2 separate regions of the Mus musculus genome follow, and region 1 is linked to region 2. A link is a loop called in an ENCODE intact Hi-C map of the cell type or tissue named here. Cell type or tissue: left cerebral cortex. All regions are shown on one strand. Each heading gives the region's core, and the rest is flanking DNA. Links, peaks and the distances in the headings are about the cores only. Region 1 holds the start of Zcchc14 (zinc finger, CCHC domain containing 14). Region 2 holds the start of Slc7a5 (solute carrier family 7 (cationic amino acid transporter, y+ system), member 5).

Evidence for each region. A loop is a pair of places that touch in the nucleus more often than their neighbours do. Peaks named below come from ENCODE experiments on the same cell type or tissue, not always from the same donor. Only the 100,000 strongest peaks of a DNase experiment are listed, where the experiment ranks them.
Region 1: a loop joins it to region 2, with 3 times the contacts of the local background. A loop is called at or near these places in 1 of 42 quality-filtered maps.

What each region holds. Positions count from the first base shown.
Region 1 is chr8:121,647,097-121,652,466 of GRCm38, forward strand. Zcchc14 (zinc finger, CCHC domain containing 14) reads right to left here and starts at 4,837. Exons shown (of 13, transcript NM_080855.2): 1 at 4,629-4,837. The coding sequence starts at 4,805. In left cerebral cortex, for the core only: no CTCF peak of the experiment used is centred there; DNase peaks (open chromatin) are centred at 656, 1,550, 2,633, 3,251 and 3 more places; H3K4me3 peaks cover 3,963 bases; H3K27ac peaks cover 1,153 bases.
Region 2 is chr8:121,906,856-121,912,156 of GRCm38, forward strand. Slc7a5 (solute carrier family 7 (cationic amino acid transporter, y+ system), member 5) reads right to left here and starts at 831. Exons shown (of 10, transcript NM_011404.3): 1 at 211-831. The coding sequence starts at 751. It overlaps BC048644 (cDNA sequence BC048644), which reads left to right and starts at 978. Exons shown (of 2, transcript NR_167716.1): 1 at 978-1,158. In left cerebral cortex, for the core only: a CTCF peak has its summit at 3,087 (motif pointing left); DNase peaks (open chromatin) are centred at 409, 866 and 3,068; H3K4me3 peaks cover 1,262 bases; H3K27ac peaks cover 1,790 bases.

The DNA.
Region 1 (5,370 bases), core at 151-5,150, 260 kb before region 2:
GAATTGGCTCAGCAGTTAAGAGCACTGGCTACTCTTCCAGAAGACCTGGGTTCAATTCCCAGCACCCACATGGCAGTAATTCCAGGCCCATGGACCTGATGCCTTTTTGGTCTTCCACTGGCACCAGGTATGTATGTGGTACAGACACATAGGCAAAAATATTCATACACATAACATGAAAATAAATCTTTTTTTAAAAAATGTATTGTGATCTACCATTAGCCTCCCAGAAGCCAACAGCTGTCCAGTCAACAGACACAGCACAACAGTGTGCCTGCCAATGTTCTAGAAACTACATATCCCAAGTGTGCTCTCAACCCCAAGGCTGAGTGAGTATGGCACACGGGACCAAGGCACAACACAGGATGGAACTTCAGCAAAAACGGCTTCAGAAAAGCAGCCAGACTTGCCACTGCTGGTTCCTGTGCACGCGACACACGGTGCTATGCATCCGACCCTGCTGTGACATGTGAAGCATGGCGGCTCCGATGGGGTTCAAGTGGCGAAGGAGCACATGGCCTTAGAGCTCCACGTGTGGGGAAAGACAGTCACTTGAGAGCTACACAGTCACCCCAGTGGCTCAAGGGGGCCTGCTACAACTCCAGACATGACTCAGCTGCTGCTTGCTGCTGGAGAGATGCCACTAAGAAGATAGGCCATTAAAACAGAGCTTGAGGGTGCTGTGTTGGAGCACACCCACCTAGACAGAAACACACCGAGGAATGAATACAAGGGATGAGAAGAACGCCCTAGAGAAAAAACAGCACCCTCAGGTCACTGATGCAGATGCGGATCTATTCTAGCTCTTCTGGAATGCTAGGGGCTCTTGACAACCATGTGTAGGGGTCAGGGTTAAAAGAGAAACCAAGCAAAGCCATCCACTCCTCACATGATACCCACAGGACAAAAATGCCTCAATTCCTGACCGACCTTTGAACTGTAATGACTTGCAAGAGCTTACCAGACACAAGCAGCCAAGTGGAACTGTAGCCCATCTCAGGCAAGAGCTTACTAGCAGCTTTATTCATAGTCTATGGAGATTGTTGAAAGTCTCCCCAAGGCTAACTCTAGGGCATACATGGCCAAACCATGGTGGGCAGCTCTGGAACTGTACAGCTATCCACCAAAAACAAAACCAGAATCTCAATATAGGCACACCATTTCAGAGCCCCTTAAAGGAAAAAAACCCAAAACAGCAAAACAAAAACAAAACAACAACAACAACCCCACATAGGGCCTCTGGACTGTGTTCTGCCACACAGAGCAGGACAGAACCACAGCTAGCTCCACCTGTCACTGTAACCACAGAACCCAGAGGGCCTGACGCCATGCAGCACGGTTAAGCAGCCCCCAGGCAGTGGCCCGAGGAGCATGCATTAGTGTCAGGCACTCAGGAGTTTACCATGAAGAATAATCTCACCTAAGCCTCAATCCCGACCTCCACCCGCTGGTGAGGAGATGAACAAACAGTACTCAGCCATGAAAGAGAGCAGCGTGCTGCGCTCTTACAAGAGAAGCCTTAAAAGCACGCACGTGAACGTGAACGCAGCCCAGCACACGGCCAAGCACTCACAGTTCCGTTCACACGACTGCCTCAGAGAGGACAAACTCACAGACAGACATTTGGCCGTGTCTCTTGGGGGCTGGGTGGGAGAATGCAGGGACGGCTCACAGGCTCGGGTATCTGAACAAGTTCAACGTTGCTGGCCACACAGCTCTGTACAGCACCCTGACCACAATTCAGAGGGAATGCTATGCTCTCTTGTACCAGCTACCGGACACCAACTTGAGGTGTCAGGGCAGCCTTGAAGTCAGAGCCTCCTTCTTCAGCCTCCTGAGTGCTGGGGTTGGTTACAAGTTGGTACCTCACACCCATTTAAAAGTCTTGATTTAACCTGCTTCCAAAACCAAGGTTTTCTACTAAAAAAAAAAAAAAAAAAAATGCAAGCACTGCTCTCAGCATCCTGAGACCACACCTAAGGGACAGGAAGCACCCAGCAGGGTAAGGCCTGCAGCCCCTCTGCAGCCCCTAATGCTCCCACACCACAGACAGCAAATGGTTTTCTAAAGTAAGCCATGCCTACGTAATGCATCCACAGCTAGGCTTGGTGTGTCCCTATCCTCTCAGCTCTGCAGAGGCTGAGGCAGGAGGATAGCAATTCCCAGGCCAGGGTGAGCAAGACAATGAAACCTTGGTCTTTATTTTATTTTATTTTATTTTATTTACATCCCAAACACTGCCCCCACTTCTAGAGTCCCTCCCCACATTCCCAAAACCTCGGTCTTTAAAATAAATAAACCACACTTTTAAACATCTAGGGCTGCTCTGAACGTTATACATTTAAAATAAAAAGGGAAAAGAAAGCGTAAAGAAGCTTACAATACCAAGCTTTCCAGAAAACTCAGGTAAGAGAAATAAACATTTAAATCAGACAACATCCAAAAACACTCCACACCTTCACTTCTGAGAGCAAAGTCTCAGTCCTAAGTTCAAAACCAAGTGACACAGCTCAGAAAGAAACACAAGAGCCACCTTCTGCTGAGGATGCAGAGGAGGCCGGAGTTCAGTGCTAAGTGGCTCTCGGCTGGACTTCTCCCTCCAAGGATCCCCCTCCAAGTACACACACAATCAGGCTTCAATCTCAGAGCTACAAATGAGCCCAAGTTCAGCTTTGGGGAACAGTCCCTTCGGGAGTGACTCAGAGCCAGGGAAAAGAAAGAGAAATGGACCTGTTTGGATCTGAGCAAGTGAGACCCAGCCTTCATTGCTAAGTCAAGAGCCCCTGTGCCAGGGCCAAACAATGTCCCCCAACTTTCTAAAGAAAACCCCAGCCCTATCAGCCACAGGATTCCTGAAAACTGCAACAGCTGCAAGCTCAGGACGAGAGCCGTTCGGGCAGACAACGCATGGCTCCACAGAACCACTGACAGCCAACATGGCCGGGAAAAACACGGGGAGCACAGCTGCCAGCTGCCCTGTCACCTCTGGAGGACTTCAGCCCAGCCTCCTACAGCACAGGAGACCAAGGCGGGCGACCAGTGCCCAGACCCTGGGGACTAGATTAACTCCATCTCGCCGTGGACTTTTGCCTGAGACAAAGGCCATCTTATACAGGCATTGTGAGGGCTGGCTGCAGTGGGGTGGGGCTCAGTGGCCAAGCACCTGCCTGGCATGCACAAGCTCCAGGCTCCATCCCTAGTACTGTGTGGGTGGGAGAGGACCCAAGACATTTGTTCTAGACACTTCTACTCTGAATTCACTGCCCTGTTAAAAACCAGTCCCCATCTCCTACAGAGCAACCCGGACCTGATGCGTCTGAGCTTCACTCACACAGGGGTCTGGCAGCCCAGGTTGGGAGACAGCAAGCTCCTGCTCGTGGATGAAACTAACCGCAGCTGAGGAGACCACAGAGAGGTGACAGCTGGCTGGCCTGAAGAACTTAACTTTCCTTGGGCCCTGCCTTTCTTGTTGACAGTTGCCTCGCATGCAAGAGGGAAGTGAGGTGGCAAAGTGTATGTATGTAAGAAAAAAGAAGAAGAAAAACCCAAAAAGCTAACCGAAGTCTCAGAGGCAAACGTCAGTGAAAAGATAAGACGCCACAGAAACCCATTCAGGAACCACAACCACTTCTTAGAGGAAGACATTAAAAAGAAGCCACAACTCAAGGTTCAAAGAGAGCTGAAAGAAAAACCGACGGAAGCCCCGACGACCTCACCTTGTTCACCTTGGACAGGGGAAGCTGAGTTAAGAGTTTAAACTTCAAAAGGCTCAGACTGTGGAGCAGCTGGGCAGGAGGCCCGGATGTGGCCTCTGACTACCAAGGACATGGTGTGGGACCTCAATGGCCCTTGGCACTGGTGAGCCTTTCTCTCACAAGAAACCTGGGTTCTTGGCTCCAGGGCTGCTGCCGGCCTCCAAAGGCCCAAATGCACACCGACTCCATCATCCACAACTCCGGGCTGCAGCTGAGAGGGATGGATACTAAAGAAATGAACTCCATCTGCTAGTCACCATGGCCCCCAACCACCCAGCCTTCAGCTTCCACGAGAACCACGTGCTTTACCAGTCCTCAAACATTCGGGCCACAGCTGGCATTTCTGAGTGGACAGTCAAGCTGCCCTTCCTGCCCAGCAAGCTGACATTATCATCCTAAGACCAGATCCCACCTCAGTGAGCTTGGGTTCTCCCCGATGGTGGATCACCACTGACAGCATACCCGCAGACCCGCTGAGGCTGCAAAGCCCCTGTCAAGAGCCAGGCTCTCCAGACAGACACGCTTAGCAGCGTGCACAACCCCCACGATCGCACACGCAGACACGGGTTCCTGTACATCGTACCCCTGCCATGCACGCCCGGGGACACCTGACCCAGACAGGCAGGTGGCAGGGCCCACCTGCGCCCAGGTTCCAGGTCGGTGCAAGTGGACATATCGTTGAGTGTTATGTCACCTAAGAACCGGGATTGACAGGACAAAGGCCTTCTCGTGTCCCCAGCCTGGGCCGTGACACCGAACACACAAAGGGGGCCGCGCGCTGACGCAGGCCTCCGGGTCCCTTAGTAGGTCATCTCCAGGCTGGCCGGTAAAGGACCCCAGCCGCGCTGCCCCACCGCGCGCGCTTGCGCTCACCTTGTGGCAAGCCGAGCAGGTGGGCAGCGCGCCGCTGGGCCCGGGCGCGCTCTTGCCACCGCCACCACCGCCGCCGCCGCCGCCACCGCCGCTGTTCAGGCTGCTCTGGATCTGTGTGAGCTCCTGGCGCAGCACCTGCTTCTGGTGGAAGCTGAAGGCCGGGTGGTTAGAGGCCATGGTGAAGAGCAGGAGGAACTCATCGCCCGTGCGACCCTCGTTGAGCTGCAGCCCGTAGTTGTGGATGATGGAGTCGGTGTGCGTGAGCGTGCGGTACAAGACGCCCGCCGCCTCGCGCTGCTCCGAGCCCAGCAGGGCCAGCGACACCAGCAGCTTGCTGCGCACCACCTCGTCCGTCAGGTTGGTGAGGCTGCCCAGGTCGGCCGGGTTGTTGGCCTTGATCTCCGAGTCGCGCAGCGAATGGTAGTCCTTGCGTGCCAAGTCCTCCAGGCACGAGCCGAGGAAGCGCAACTCGAGCGGGATGCACAGGTCCAGCAGGCCGCACAGGAACTCCACACGCTGCGGCGACGGCAGTTCAGAGAACCAGCGGTACACGCCGTCCCTCTGCAACGGGCAACGCTTCTCCACCATGCTGCCGCCCGCGCCGCGCCCGCCGCCGCCGCCGCCGCCGCCGCCGGGCCCGGGAGCAGCGCGCGGGCGGCCGGGGGGCGCGCAGGGCCGCGGCCGGGCGCCGGGCGAGGCCGCGCGCGCGCGAACGGGGCGCGGGCCGGGCGCGCGCGGGCCG
Region 2 (5,301 bases), core at 302-5,301:
CGAAAGCATAGACACTATGAATGGATTAAAGAAACGCACGTGGGTTCTGGGGCCTGTGACTTTAGCCTGGAACTGCCGAGATGGTTCAGGGATGGACAGATGGAGGGATACTGGGATGGGTGTTGCCGAGCTGTAAACGCAGGAACCTTGGCTCGCGCCCACCCGGCCCCGCCCCAGCCCGGCCCCACCCCAGCCCGGACCCCTACTTACGCACGCAGAGGCAGGCCACGAGCTTGGCAGCTTCCTCGGGCACCGGACAAGTGGGGAAGACCGGCTTGAGCAAGTAGGTGGCGAAGACCAGCGCCACGATGTACTGCGAGGAGGGCCGAATGATGAGCAGCTCGATCCAGAGCTTGAGGAAGGCGGGCAACGAGCCGTAGACCTCCAGCATGTAGGCGTAGTCGCCGCCTGACTTGGAGATGGTGGTGCCCAGCTCCGCGTAGCAGAGTGCGCCCACGATGGAGAAGACGCCGCACACAGCCCACACCACGAGCGACAGTCCGGGCGACCCCGCTTCCTTGAGCACGCCGGTGGGCGTCACGAAGATGCCAGAGCCGATGATGGTGCCCACGATGATGGCCACACCGTTGAGCAGCGTGATATTGCGCTGCAGGGTCACGCCTTCGCCCTCGGGGTCCGCGCCGTCCCCGCGCCGCGCCTCCAACATCTTCTCCCGCGCCTGCCGCTCCTCCTCCGCCGCCGCCGCCGCCGGGGTCGCAACCGCGCGCCTCTTGGCGCCCGCGACCGCCATGCTCTCGGCGTTCCCGGCTCGGCCTGGATACCCGGCGTGCGCGCGGCCGAGCCGCTCTCCGCGTACTGAGAAGTGCGTCTGCGTCCGCCCCGCCCGCGCGGCCTTTTATCTCTACCGTTACCCGCCCTCCAGGCTCCGCCCATCGCCGCTGCTGTTGGTTCAGCTCGCAAAGGCCCCCGCCCCCTCAGCCCGCGCGACCCCGCCTCCTTCGCGGGCCCCCGCCCCCAAGTCTGTTAGAGCACGTGGAGCGTTAAGATCCTGAAACTGAGGACTACTGATGTGTTTAACGCGGCGTGACTACTGATGGGTTTATCGCGGCGTGTTTCACAAGATCCGAATGTTGTACGCGGGTGGAGAGTCGACTCACACCTCCTCACAAGTCCTGTGCAGGATGTCAGGGCCGATTGGTAAGGGCGTGCTTCTTCTCCCGCCCCAGGCGGCGCAGAGGACTTGTCAAGGGAGAAAGCACCGGAAGGGGGGTGGCTCAGTGTATAGTCCCAACACCTGCCCGGAATCCTGGCCCTGCCTCGCGGGTGTTTATCTCCGCTTCCTCCAGTGTGCATATCCTGTGCGTCTGGGAGATGAAGGATAAATATCTTATCTAGGATAAGTGGGGGTGGGTTGTGGGGTGAGGCACCCCTATAGTCCAACTTGGTCCAGAGGAAACGAGTCTGAGGGCGAAATGATCCGTCAGCTCTGGAGGAAACGGAAGAATAGACCAGAATGGTAGCCAGCTTACTCCTGGACTTAGATATCCATCTGGTCCCAAGGAGGGTCTTGACAAAAGCTCGATTAGTGGTACACCCAATCTGGAGAAGCAAGTTTTAGAAGGGAACCAACCCAATCTACTGTAGGGTGAAAGGGCTTTAGGTTGTCATTCTTAGGAAATCTTAGGTAAGAGGGTTTTTGAGATAATGTGGTCACACATCTGGAAGGTTCAGCATCCCAGGCCTGGTGCCATCATCGTGGGCACCATTATCAGCTCTGGCATCTTCGTGACGCCCACCGGTGAGCTCAAGGAAGTGGGTTCAAGCCCTCGTGGTATGGGCTGTGTAATTTGAGCTGATGGTACGCTTGGAAAATTTCATTGGTCAAGATAAGTCCAGGAGCCCCAAGACCCCCTCCTTTTCACCAGCTGTTCCATTTTCTGTCCAAAGGAGTCCCCAGGAAAACTCACAGACAAGCAGAAGGGAAGGTGGGGGGGGGGGCTTAATTTAAGAACCTTCAGACTTGTAAGGATACAGAGCCCTGTATGCTCTGCTAAACTGTCCAGTCTGCCAAGCCTTCCCCACTGCTGAGGCATGACCAATGAAGAAATTCAAACTTCTCCCCATCTTTGGATCTACTGCTGCAGCCAAGAATGCCAGAGCTGCCCCTTGGAAGCCCATGTCGGGGAGGTGTTCAGCCAAAGACTCCAAGGGTCACTGGAGCTACCTCCCCCAACCCCCAGTATGTCAGCCATTCACAAGCAATGACAAGCTGGTATCTCTGTAGCCTGAGCAGTGGGAAGCCATGGAGCTAAAAGGTCACACCAACATTAACCATGCCACAGTACAGACTGCCTAAACTGATGGCTTTGGGAAGATTGAGAAACTTGCTTCTCATTCTTGACATAGTCCTTTCAGAGGGCTAAAAGCATACCACCAACCCACTGAGACATCGCTAAGATTCCAAGGTACATCGTCTAACTTAATAGGACACGTGGCAACTCTTAGAAACACTTCATAGTAAACGAGGAAGCCAGTTCTGCAGTTGTGTAACTTGCCTGCCCAGTATGCGCAGCCTCACGGCCTCCTACCTCCAGGCAAGCAGCCTGCTTACCTCTCACCTGTGGGTGGCTAACTAACCCTTGCTTCTTTTGGAATCTGTCCTTGTTCCCAGTGGAATCTGGGTTCTGCATCGCAGCCGTGGGAAAGCTTTGATTTGAACCAGAGATAGCAATAGTCCAAGGAGGTATAAAATCACAACCATAGTTAAGTCAAAGCCACTACCAGAGGCCAAGGACGGTGGTCGTGGAGGAACACAGCAGGTTCAAATGGCTCTTCTGGGTCTGGAGTTCAGAGAGAGAATGAACAAGAGATCAAGAGGGGGACCTGAGCCCTGGGCAGAAGCTGCTCTGGTGACAATACCCAGTGAATGTCCCCGAGACCCCTGGCTCGTGATTCTGCTGCTGCTTATCACAGCGTTAGATAAGACCTTAAACTTTTTCCTGCAAAGCAACCGTTGGTGTGTATTATCTCTGTTTGGTGCCCCCCCCCCCCCCAACACCTCTTCAAACAGCTAAGACTGAAATGTTTTCCAGGGGCGCCATCTACTGGTGGATGGAGGAGCAGTTTCATCTTAAATTTCCTGACTTGGGGCTCCCGGTGTGTGTTCCTAGTGGTTAGCTCTTCAACTGGTCAGTAATTTATTTAAAATGGTGTTGGACTGATTGGATGTTGGGGAGCCTGTCTTCCTATCTCCATCTTGAAACGAGAATGCGTACCTTGTACAGTCCTTCATAGAAGAAAGGGGCGGGGCGGGTCATCGGAGCCCCCCTTCGGCCCTCTGGCCGGTACTTCCCAGGTGTGCTCTCCCACCCTAGGTACATGTGTCTGGGTGTGGCAGAGCATTAGGGAGGTAGAAGGTTGACTGGGGAGGTAAGGGGACTTAGTATAGATACTGCTATGTTGACACTGCTATCTGGTCACCTATGCTGCTGTAAGTAGCTGGGTACAGTAAGCTCACTCACTGTATTAGTTAGGGTTTTACTGCTGTGAACAGACACCATGACCAAGGCAACTCTTATAAGGACAACATTTCATTGGGGCTGGCTTACAGGTTCAGAGATTCAGTTCATTATCATCAAGGCAGGAGCATGGCAGCATCCAGGCAGGCATGGCGCAGGAGCTGAGAGTTCTGTATCTTCATTCTAGGAGAATACTGATTTCCAGGCAGCTAGGATGAGGGTTTTAAAGCCCACACCCACAGTGACACACCTACTCCAACAAGGCTACGCCTTCTAATAGTCCCTCCCTGGGCTGAGCATATACAAACCACCACACTCACCAACTTGGACTTGCATGGAACCGGGCCTGTCAGTGCGCTATCTGGGGATGAGTAGAAGTCTGTTTGCATCTACCCATGAAAAGCCACACAACAGCGGCACAGTAACCGGAGCGTTTCTGCAGATGGAAGTGTGTGCAGTCGCGCCTCTCTCTCTATCACATCAGTACCAAGGGTTGAACTCGGGCCATTCGGATTGGCTACAAGCATCTTTAACCGCTGAGCCATTTTTTATGAACCCTGCCTCGGTTTGTTGTTGTTGTTGCTTAAAATACTTAATTTTTCAAAGATTTATTTTATGTAGATGGGTGTTTTGACTACATGTGTATCTGTGTACCCAGTGTGTGCCTGGTGCCCACAGAGGACAGAGGAGGGCATTGGGTTCCCCTGTAACTGGCGTTACAGAGGGTTGTGAGCCACCGTGAGTTTTGGGAACTTCCAAATTCAGGAGCATTTGAGTGCTACTGAGAAAGATCCCCAGACTGACAGGAAATTCTGACGAGATTAATCTCAGCCCTAGAAACACAGCTGGCCTCTCTCTCCTCCTGTGGACACAGACTCTGCCCCTGAACCCAAGAAGGCCATGATCGATCTGCCTGGTGGTCCACGCCTGCAAACCCAAGTCTCAGCAAGCTGAGGCAGGAGGATCACGTGTTCTAGGCTGGTGTGGGTGTGTGAGGCCCTGTCTCAAGCTTGAGTGAAACATGTAGGCCCTGTTCCTTTACAGGCTCCTCAGGCCATCAATGAGGGGCCTGAGGTGGAAGCAGACTGCTCCCCGCTGTCTCCCTGAACACAGAGATGGGTAGGGAGCATGGCAGAGGCAGAGGTTAAGGACAGGAAGGAGTGGCTCTTGCCAGCAGTCATGGTATCACACACCACACAGCTGGTCTGCAAGAGAGCGGAGGACCCGGCTCCCTCCGAGAGAAACAGGTGCTTAAGCCTCGGTACCACAAGAAGCTTCTGGAACAGAGGCTGAAGGACCATGTCTGTCTCACAACCACACACGCAGATACTTCCCCATTCAGAGAAGTAAATTTGGTGAGAACAGTGAGAGGAAGGGCAACAGCTAAGCCAAACAGCTTAGAGACCAGGCATCCCTCAGTGTCTGTGGCTCTGGGAAGAGAGATGTAGGAGCTTGAAGGGGCCTCTGAGTGTCAAGTTATGTGCTATGGTGGCAGGCACCACAGCCCACTGTCAACAGAGGGATAAAGTCTTGAGCTGTGCAGTAGCCATTGACCACAGAGCACAGCTGAAGACGGACACAGCCAGGCCGCGGGGACTTCCCCAAGGACACTACTCGAGGGGACTGAGTATCCAGAAAGGGGGAGGTTTCTCAGGTCTCAGAATGGCTGCCTGTGCTCTGGGGCTGATAGAGGCTGATAACACAGAATGGGCGAGGGTCAGGGGTTGGGGAGTAGGGTACAGAGACGGCCATCACTGCCGAGACTGTGGCTTTTGTCCCAACGAGGCAGTATTGGGAGATTGGCCAAACGTGGCCTCTTCAT